Linked DNA regions of Homo sapiens: region 2 is linked to region 1. A link is a loop called in an ENCODE intact Hi-C map of the cell type or tissue named here. Cell type or tissue: spleen. All regions are shown on one strand. Each heading gives the region's core, and the rest is flanking DNA. Links, peaks and the distances in the headings are about the cores only.

What was found. Hi-C counts contacts between places; a loop is a spot of excess contacts. Peaks named below come from ENCODE experiments on the same cell type or tissue, not always from the same donor. Only the 100,000 strongest peaks of a DNase experiment are listed, where the experiment ranks them.
Region 2: a loop joins it to region 1, with 7 times the contacts of the local background. A loop is called at or near these places in 74 of 110 quality-filtered maps.

The regions. Positions count from the first base shown.
Region 1 is chr5:171,204,853-171,210,238 of GRCh38, reverse strand. RANBP17 (RAN binding protein 17) reads right to left here. Exons shown (of 28, transcript NM_022897.5): 20 at 4,627-4,715. Among named protein-coding and RNA genes, the nearest start is that of TLX3, 100 kb to the left of the region's middle. In spleen, for the core only: a CTCF peak has its summit at 2,799 (motif pointing left); no DNase peak of the experiment used is centred there.
Region 2 is chr5:171,340,143-171,345,528 of GRCh38, reverse strand. It overlaps the pseudogene RPL19P10. Among named protein-coding and RNA genes, the nearest start is that of SNORA70J, 23 kb to the left of the region's middle. In spleen, for the core only: a CTCF peak has its summit at 2,956 (motif pointing right); no DNase peak of the experiment used is centred there; H3K27me3 peaks cover 3,430 bases.

The DNA of each region.
Region 1 (5,386 bases), core at 265-5,264:
AGAACCAGAACCCACTCTAGGAGTTTAATTTTCCAATGGCCTTGTGAGGACTATGTACATATGAGTAGGAAGAAGAGAATGGGAGCCCTTAGGTAGAAGAAGCACAGATCTAATTGCTTTCACTGAGATCTTCTCTATGAATTTCTAAGGTCCACATCAGATAAATTAAAAATCAAAGGCATTAATGATGTGACACTGCCTTACAGGATACCAAATATGAAAATGTGAAAAGTATCAAGTTTGCTTCTTTACAATATCTATCCATCCATCCATCCGTCCGTCTGTCCGTCCGTCCATCTATTCATCAGTTGTTAATACCAGAAGGCAAAAGAATTTTCATTAAAAGTGTTAGGAGACAAGGGTTTGGGGATGTGGTTCCAGAATAGAAATAGCTTGCCAGTTCAGAGCTTAAAGGTACTCCATGAATATGTAAACATCTGGACCTTTGTTCACAAGGGGACTGCTGCTGGAAGCCTTTCCTCTTATGTCTGGCAAATGCCTATCCATCTTTCAAGGCTTTGCTCAACTTTCACTTCTCTTGAGAAGCTTTCTATATCTTGCAAAAAGCACTGCTCTTTTTCCCATACATGCTCATATAGCCCTTTGCATGCATCTCTGTTATAACGCACTGACATTTTATTGTTTATTAGTCATGTGTGATCAACTAGAGAGTGGGCTTCTAAAGAGCAATCATTTTATTCATTCTTTCATTCCTTTTGTCTGGCACAGAAATAAAACTAAAAAAAAATAGCTTGCTGAACAGTGAATTTTCAGCTTTACTTTCTTCTCTATTTCAGTTTGCCCAAAATGATACTGCCAATTACTTTCTTCTTGAAAACAATTCTGATTTTCTTAGTCAATCAAAACCATTAGTTTCTTTATACTACCTATGGAATAAGGGTCTAAATTCCTTAGACTGATATTCAAGAGTCCCAAACAAACTACATTTCCAACCATGAAATGAGTGGTATATGTAACAAAACATCTTCACTACTGACTCCCTAAACCTGATGCCTAGGCCAACCGAAAACCTGTATTTCTTCCTATTTCCATATGGTCCAATCCTACTTATTTGGTTAAGACCCAAGGAAACACCTTCACCTTTCCAGAGAGCCCTTCCTGATTCCCCAGCTAAATGCACTCACTGTCCTGTTTGTATCTTTGTTATGGTTCTTAGCACTTTCTATATTTGATTATAGTAATTTATGTAAATAAGAAACTGACTTTGTTTGGGGTAGTATCTATACTCCTCATGAACCTAGCACAGCCCTTAGCCCACTTTGCTGAATAAGTGAGCAAATGGGATTCCTTTGTCTCATTATGTATCAGGGAACAGAACTAACAACAGCTGTAGAGTATTTACTTTATGTCAGCCACTGTACTGGGCCCTTTACATAATCACAGAATCATGACACTTCTTACAACATACCTGTGAGATAGGTTTTATTAGTCTTGTTTTATGGAAAGCGAAATTGTGATTCTGGGATATTAAGTAGCTTACTCAAGACCCACAGTTTAAGTGGTGAATCCAGGACTGGAATCTAGGACTGTCCTATTCCAAAGTTTGTGCTCCTCTATGTATCTTGTTATCTTGCCTTGCCACTGTATAACAGCACTGACTTCCTGATTAAAAATCAGTGAGTTCAATGATCAGATTTTAACAGTTAAAAGACTGCATATGAGGAAATAATGTCATACAAATTCTTAATTTTTTTCCCAACTTCCCTCTGGATTTTTGATACTTCAGTTTAAGTATGATCTAGGAAAATTTTAAACAAGGAGATCAGATGCACTGCAAGCTAAGGTGTTTTCTTATTGTTGCATTCCCATCATAGGGGCAAAGAAGTATGTCAATGATCTTCCTTCAATTCTCCAGCCCTGGAAACCATTTATCAAGATGGTTGCTGTGTAGTTTCAGGCAATTTAGTTTTGGAAGGACAGAGTGAAAAGCAATGTAGTTTGTGTGGCAGTTAATGCAGTCAGTGTTTATAGAAATGTTTTTGAATTAAATAGCTAACCACTAAAATAGCATTTTATCAAATAATCGCCATAAATAAAATGCATTTTGACTTTAAGATGACATGTGCTCTTACAGGATGTTTCTTCTGCATGCTAAGGATTGTATAACAAATTAAAGAACACACATTTATGTGGATAAAAGGCAAATAAACTTTCCCCAGCAGTAATGTGGAAATCATCACTGACGGTTTGACATATCAATATTTCAGGAAAAATAAATGACTTTCATATCCATGGCATTTTTTTATCATACTTATTCATTTTTGCATTACTTGAATACTTTGAAAAGAATCTGTACTTTATCACCTGAAACTGCTTAAAGTATTTCAAAATATTTTAATAAAGCTTTTTGAATTATCAAATAATATAACTTTTAAACAAATTTTACTATTATTATAAATATTTGCTCTTCATCCCTCGCCCAAAGGAAAACTATAAATCTTGTCTCAACTGAATGAACACCATTTATCATATTCATTTTGTTGTCAATACAATTATGAAAAGCCCTTGGCCTTTTCCCAAGGAAGCTGATTTGCTACTGAAACTCAATTATTATAAGCAACGCCAGTACCAAACCACCCCATTTGGCAATCTAACACAGCTTCTGGCATAACTGACACTTCTCTCCGCCCCTGACCCTGATAACTTCAACATCTATGGTCAAATGGAGGAGACAAAGGTTTCTAGTTCACAAGAAAACATTAAGTCCCAAGATTTTCCGTTTGCTATTTTCTGCCATCTGCTGGACAAAAGTTTCATTTCAGAAAGGTTCCCCCGCTACCCCCAAAGGAGCTAAATAAGGAAATGGAAAACAATACAGTATCTTCTCTAAATTTTGGGCAGTATCAATTACGGCAGATAGTTCTTCTTTGACACTGAGGGGAAGGTTTCTGACCTTGACTCTTGGTTGAAACTGTTGAAGAGAAAAACATGAAATGTTAATCACTAGATAGCCTAGAGTTGTAGACTGGTTTCAAGATCACCATCGATATTACAGTGCCCAAAGTAGACTTTTATTATTTTTCAAATAATGAAAATTTTGATTTTGAGAGTTGCTCTTTATGTTTAGAGAAATAAAAGAGTCAAGCTGGGTGCAGTGGAGCACACCTGTAGCACCACAGTCCCAGCTAGTCAGGAGGCTGAGGTGGGAGGATCGCTTGAGCCCAGGAGTTTGAGTCCAGCCTGAGCAACATACAAGACCCCGTATCTTAAAAATTAAAAAAAAGGCAGAAATAAAAGGGTCATATATAATTCCAGTTTAACTGTCACTGTTAAGAGAATTTTAAGACTTTCCATGTTGAAATTTCATAATCTCTGTACATATTATATGTAGATAAAAACCATGTGCATGATTACTCAATGACATAAAAATTTTATCTGTAACCCTTCTCTGGGTACATAAATCTGATGAAGTATATTTTAATAATAATTAAAGATATGTCAGTATCAAATTAATGTTTAAAAATTTTTATAATATGTAGAGTTCTCCCTAAAACATGCCTAGATCCCCTATTAGTTATATTTTTGGCCATAACTGTGGCATAGTAGTTGACAGTTACCTTTAAGAAGTTTCTATTGCAATTTAATTTACAGGAAACTTTGGATAAGGAGGGTTTAAAAAAAGTAACTGAGAAATAGTTTAGATTAAAAAGTAAATTAGCTTTCAGATTATATAATTTTTTTCACATGCTCTGATGGTTTCATGCATAAAAGACATGAAAGCATTATATAACACTTAGATGACTTGCATACAATATCACTTCCTGCTGGGATCAAACATAAGTCATACAACACTATTAGAACAATATTAACGACCATTTACAACTACCAAAAATGTGCCAGACATTATACAGAGTACACTTTACCTATTTTAATGGTTACAATATACCATGATACTGAATTGTATCTGTTTTCAAATGAGAAAACCAAGACTCAGACAGGTGAAATGACTTGCCAAGGTTCACAACACAGTAAATGAAGAGCTGGGATTTTAAGCCGGGTCTGTCTATCACCAAAGTCTATGCTCTTTTAACTCTTACATGATAAGGCATTTCTGTGGGGGGTTTTTTTTTTTTTTCCTGTCTGTACTAACCCTTGGCAAAGGTCAATTCAAATTTTACACCAAATGACAAACCTTGACTTATTTATTTTTCCCTTTCCATGTCCATTCATTATCTTCATGATAATGAAAAACTGTGGCATGATGGGTTAGGCCTTGAAGAGATAAAATGATCTTCCCAGCCTTGCTAATTGAGATGGAGATTCAAATCTCCCCTCAAAAATGTCAAATGGTAGGATTCATTGATCCCTAAAGATGTTAGCCAGATTATCCCTTCAACTCCAACATAAACAATCATTTGGGGGAAGTCATTTTTAAGTTATCAATATTTAACGGCACCAAAAAAGTGACTTCTCTGAGCTGGGTCTCCAAATACTGTGCTCAGTTATCTGCTCTGCTGCCACTGTGCTGTAATTTTTAGCTGATTACACATTAGTTCATTTAGCTTTGTTTCCTCTTCCCTACTGTGCCATACTATTAAACGAAAGCGAGGGGCCTGGCATCCCTCTGTGCACAGAGCTGGTATTGTCACAGTGTAATAAGGATACATCCAGTCAAACAGCATGGTGTAGCTGGTCTTTGTGTTCAGTGCAAAGGCAATCCCTCGAAGATCTCTTGCCAGCCCGATCAACATACGCTGTCAGTGGGAAAGAGACACAGTAATTGATTTTCACGTTAGCGCAGAGCAGATGGAGTAATAATCAGGCAATAATGACCACATATCTGATTTTGATTCATTAGCTAAAATGTCTCGTTCAGACCTCTTTCTACAGAAAAGCACAGACTCTTTAAACAGACCATCAAATCTGCTGATCAACTCCACTTTACTTCTTATAAATTTAGCTAAGTCATAATTCCAGTAGTGTAGCTAAGCATTTAGAGTCTTAATATACTTTGTTTCTGAATAATGCCAAATCTGAAAAAAAAGATGAGGATTGATAATTACACAAAACAGATATGTACAGGGTCTAGACATTATTTAATAACAGCAAATCTTGAACATCGGCTTGCATGCAAGCGGCCCCACAACATAATTTAGAGTCTATCCTAGAAAGGCACTGGCATTTAAAAATTCCTAATGAATATCCTTAATAACTTCAGGACAAAATAAAACTGGCCAAGTGACCTACATGTACTATGATATACGCAGAATGGCAGTCACATTCCCCAAGTGAGGAAGATGTAAGGAAAAGAGTTCTATATTTGATGTCATAAGACTCGAATTTGAATCCCAGCTTTAAAACTTAAGGCAAGGCAATTTATCAGGCTTACTTTTGTCATCTATAAAAGGGGCTAATAATGCATTTC
Region 2 (5,386 bases), core at 235-5,234, 140 kb before region 1:
GCCAACTCCCGACAGCAGATCCGGAAGCTGATCAAAGATGGGCTGATTATCTGTAAGCCTGTGACTGTCCATTCCCAGGCTCAATGCCGGAAAAACACCTTGGCCCACCGGAAGGGCAGGCACATGGGCACGGGTAAGCGAAAGGGTACAGCCAATGCCCCAATGCCAGAGAAGGTCACGTGGTGAGCAGAATGAGGATTCTGCGCCCGCTGCTCAGAAGATACCGTGACTCTAAGAAGATCAATCACCACATGTATCATAGCCTGTACCTGAAGGTGAAGGAGAGTGTGTTCAAAGACAAGCAGATTCTCATGGAACATATCCACAAGCTGAAGGCAGACAAGGCCGGCAAGAAGCTCCTGGCTGACCAGGCTGAGGCCTGCAGGCCTAAGACCAAGGAAGCACGAAAGCAACGTGAAGAGTGCCTCCAGGCCAAGAAGGAGGGGATCATCAACACTTTGTCGAAGGACGAAGAGATGAAGAAACAAAAGCTCCCCCTTTGTCTGTACATACTGGCCTTTGTGATTACATAGATCAGCCATTAAAATAAAACAAGTCTTAAAAAAAAAAAAGGATGGGTGCGATGGCTTATGCCTGTAATACCAGCACTTTGGGAGGCCGAGGTGGGCGGATCACCTGAGGTCAGGAGTTTGAGACCAGCCTGGCCAACATGGTGAAACCCTGTCTCTACTAAAAATGCAAAAAAAAAAATAGCTGGGCGTGGTAGCGGGCACCTGTAATCCCAGCTACTCAGGAAGCTGAGGCACGAGAATCGCTTGAACCCAGGAGGCAGAGGTTGCAGTGGCGAGACCACACCATTGCACTCCAGCCTGGGCAACAAGAACAAAACTCTGTCTCAAAATAAATAAATCAATAAATAAAAGTTATCTCTGAGTAGTGGGATTAGCCTGTTAATTTTTTGAATTATACATGTCAAAATGTAAAATGTGTATTATTGGTGTATATTTTAAATCAAAGAGTATCTGTTTATGTATTTTTTTTTTTTTGAGATGGAGTCTCATTCTTGTTGCCCAGGCTGGAGTCTAATGGTGTGATCTCAGCTTGCTACAACCTCTGCCTCCTGGGTTCAAGCGATCCTCCTGCCTGAGCTTCCCAAGTAGCTGGGATTACAAGCATGCGCCACCAAGCCCGGCTAATTTTGTATTTTTAGTAGAGTCGGGGTTTCACCATGTTGGTCAGGCTGATCTGGAACTCTTGACCTCAAGTGATCCACCTTCCTCGGCCCCCCAAAGTGCTGGGATTACAGACGTGACCCACCATGCCCAGTCCAAAGAGTGTCTGTTTAAATTAAATTCTTTTTTTTTTTTTTGAGACAGGGTCTCACTCTGACACCCATGCTGGAGTGCAGTGACATGGCTTATGGCTCACTGCAGCCTCAACCTCCCAAGCTCAGGCAATTCTCCCACCTCAGTCTCTCATGTAGCTGGGACTACAGGCGTGCACCATGCCCAGCTAATTTTTGTATTTATTGTAGAGACAGGGTTTCCCTTTGTTGTCCAGGCTGGTCTCAAACTCCTGGGCTCAAGCGATCCACCTGCCTCAGCCTCCCAAAGTACTGAGATTACAGTACTGTGAGCCACTGTGCCCAGCCCTAAATTGAACTATTGAACTAGCCAATATAATTTAGAAATTTAGAATTAATTAGAAATTTATTTATTTCATTTTAAATTTTTATTTATTTGTTTTTTTGAGAGAGAGTCTCACTCTGTCACTCAGGCTGGAGTGCAGAGGTGTGATCCCAGCTCACTGCAACCTCCACCTCCTGGGTTCAAGCAATTCTCCTGCCTCAGCCTCCCAAGTAGCTGGGATTACCGGCACCTGCCACCACGCCTGGCTAATTTTTGTATTTTTGGTAGAAACGGGGTTTCGCCATGTTGACCAGGCTGGTCTCAAACTCCTGACCTCAAGTGATCCCCCTGCCTCGGCCTCCCAAAGTGCTGGGATTACAGGCATGAGCTCCCAGCCTTATTTATTTATTTGTTTATTTATTTATTATTTTGACAGGCTCTCTCTCTGTCAACCAGGCTGGAGTGCAGTGGTACAATCATGGCTCATTGCAGCCTCAAACTCCCAGGCTCAAGCTATCCTCCCACTTGGCCTCCCAGAGTGCTGGGATTACAAACGTTAACCACTATGCCTGGCTAGAAATTTAGAATTAATTTAGGATTTTGCTTAAACCAACTATTTTCTCCTAAGCGAATGCAGGACCAACTTTTTTTTTTTCCCGAGACAGAGTCTCACTCTGTTGCCCAGGCTGGAGTGCAGGGTGCAATCGCGGCTCACTGCAACCTCCACATTCTGGGTTCAAGTGATTCTCATGCCTCAGCCTCCCGAGTAGCTGAGATTACAGGCATGCGCCACCACGCCTGGCTAATTTTGTATTTTTAGCAGAGACGGGGTTTCTCCATGTCTCGAACTCCTGACCTCAGGTGATCCGCCCGCCTCGGCCTCCCAAAGTGCTGGATTGCAGGCGTGAGCCACCGCGCCTGGCCCATGCAGTAGATATTTATAAAGGGCCTCCTATGTGCCAGGTGAGGTAAGTCAGAGAACTCCCAGCGCTGGGGCCTGAGCCACTGAGTGAGTGGCGAGCCATTAATGGGTACAGGAAGGCCAGGAGTTAAGTCACACTTGGGCTGAGAGTGGTGGAGTCAAGAGGTCGGGTTGGGAAGTGCTAAATTTAAAATGCCCATTATATATCGTCTAAGGGTCTGAATGCAGGCGCCCAGGAACTCAGGGGAGAGGGTGGGATGGAAAGAAAAATCCTGGCAGTCAGTCAGTGAACACTGGTCCCCAGAGCCTGCCCGGATTTGAGTTACTGTCAGTATTTGGGTTCAAACCCTAAAAGCTGAGGAGCTGATCCTGACCTGGAGATCCGTTTCAGCAGGGATGTGTCTGTCTCCGTGCTGACTCTTAGTGAGGTTTAGAATAGTGTGACAAACTCAGAGTTACAGCAGAGGGCGCTGTCAATCTAAAGTCCTAAAGCGCAGGAAAGGTTTGTGATATGCTGGGTGGATTTCAGCTTAAAACATAGTAAAATAATTGAGAAAGGGTCTACACCATATCTTGGCTTATAACCTGAAATAAAACAGAATCTGTAATATTTTACCTTGAAATATCACTGTGTCCTGAAATGCAAATAAGACAAATAACACATATTAAAGAACAAATTAATGATTTACATGACCATGTGATTGTAGTTTATAATCTTATAAGAGTTCTTTAAATTCACAGGAGTCAGCACAGAGCTGATATTTTAGGGAAAACATATTGTATGCCACATTATACACATACACACAGAGTACAATTCTGATTTTTTTTTTTTTTTTTTTTTTTTTTTGAGACAGAGTCTCGCTCTGTAGCCCACGCTGGAGTGCAGTGGCGCGATCTCGGCTCACTGCAAGCTCTGCCTCCCGGGTTCATGCCATTCTCCTGCCTCAGCCTCCCGAGTAGCTGGGACTACAGGCGCCCGCCACCACGCCCGGCTAATTTTTGTATTTTCAGTAGAGACGGGGTTTCACCGTGTTAGCCAGGATGGTCTCGATTTCCTGACCTTGTGATCCGCCCGCCTCGGCCTCCCAAAGTGCTGGGATTACAGGCATGAGCCACCGCACCCTGCCCAATTCTGATCCTTTTTAAGAGTTAAGAATAGATGAAATATAGACATTGTGATTGCAGTAAACATGTTAATTGACAAGTGATAGCAAGTTTTTCCTCACTATCAGGCGAAGCAAAGTAGTCCTGGTGATACAAGCTACTTGTAGGACTTAAATGGCATGAACCGAAGGAAAACAAAGGACAAATAGTGAATAGGTGCCAATTCAAGATTTAAAAATAATTTTTTTTTTATGACCAGGCGTGGTGGCTCATGCTTGTAATCCCAGCACTTTGGGAAGCTGGGAGGTAGGAGGATTGCTTGAGCCCTGGAGTTTGAGACCAGCCTGGGCAACACAAGGAGAACCCCATCTCTACAAACGTTAAAAAAAATTAGCCAGGTGTGGTGGCTCATGCATGTGGTCCCAGCTACTTGGGAGACTGAGGTGGGAGGATCACTTGAGCCCAGAGGGTCAAGGCTGTGGTGAGCTGCTGAGATCATGCCACTGTACTCCAGCCTGAATGACAGAGTGATACTCTGTCTAAAAAAAAAAAAAAAAAAAAAAAAGGAAAAGATAGCCTGATAGTACTGATGAAACACTTAGAACAGTGCCTGGTACACAGAAGGCACTCAATAAATGCTAGTTCCTTTCTTCCTTTGCTCCATTTATTTCATTTTCTTTTCAATTTACTTCTAATAAAAATATTATGTTTCCGGCTGGGCACGGTGGCTCATGTCTGTAATCCCAGCACTCTGGGAGGCCAAGGCAGGCGTATCACCTGAGGTCAGGAGCTCGAGACCAGCCTGGCCAACAAACATGGTGAAACCCCGTCTCTACTAAAAATACAAAAATTAGCCGGGCGTGGTGGCCAACACCTGTAATCCCAGCTACTCGGGAGGCTGAGGCAGGAGAATTGCTTGAACCCGGGAGGTGGAGGTTGCAGTGAGCTGAGACCACACCATTGCACTCCAGCCTGGGCAACAACAGTGAAACTCCGTCTCAAAAAAAAAAAAAAAAGTGTTTGCCACAAAGATTAGTAACATTAAGTATCATTCTCTATTATTGATTTGAGATGTTAGGAATGCAAAAGATAAAAAGTAGGGGCTCTTGGCAGATAGAAAGTAAACTTCCAATTGAGAACTCACTCTGTGGGTTTGTTATCGCTGCTGTTTGTTTTTGATAATGTGCAATTATAGAAATTTACAAAGATCCTTTTAAGAGGGCAATGTCCTGCTTTCAGAGTCAGTTTGCTTAGGCATAGATCAGCTCATAGACTCTCTGTCGCCTTGCTATTGAATTAGGGCTATATTTTTGACAAGTACAGCAGCCGTATCGTCACTTTAATCACCCAATAATCCACTGTGTCTCTTTATGCTAATAAATAAAACATCCTTCGTTAAATATTTCCTAGTAAGCAATCGAAGACCTGTAATCTCCACCCCTATATGTTACAAAGTAAAATGATATAACAGTAATAAAATCAAATCAAATCATGTCTAGGAGTTTTATAGACAACTAATAGCTGCAATTGAAAAGTGCAATCAGATACCAATTGAAGGGTACTTTTTTCTTTAATATAATGTACTATGCATATTTCACTAACTGTCTCATGATGTCAAATGAATTTAACAAGATGATTATGTAGGTCAAATTACTTAGTAAGTTCTTTTAAGAATGGCTTTTAGACCTATTATGACTTTTAATGGTGCAATTTGTTAAATGATTGGAATTTATAAAATCCTGCCTGCAAGTGCCTGTCAGAAATACTTGCT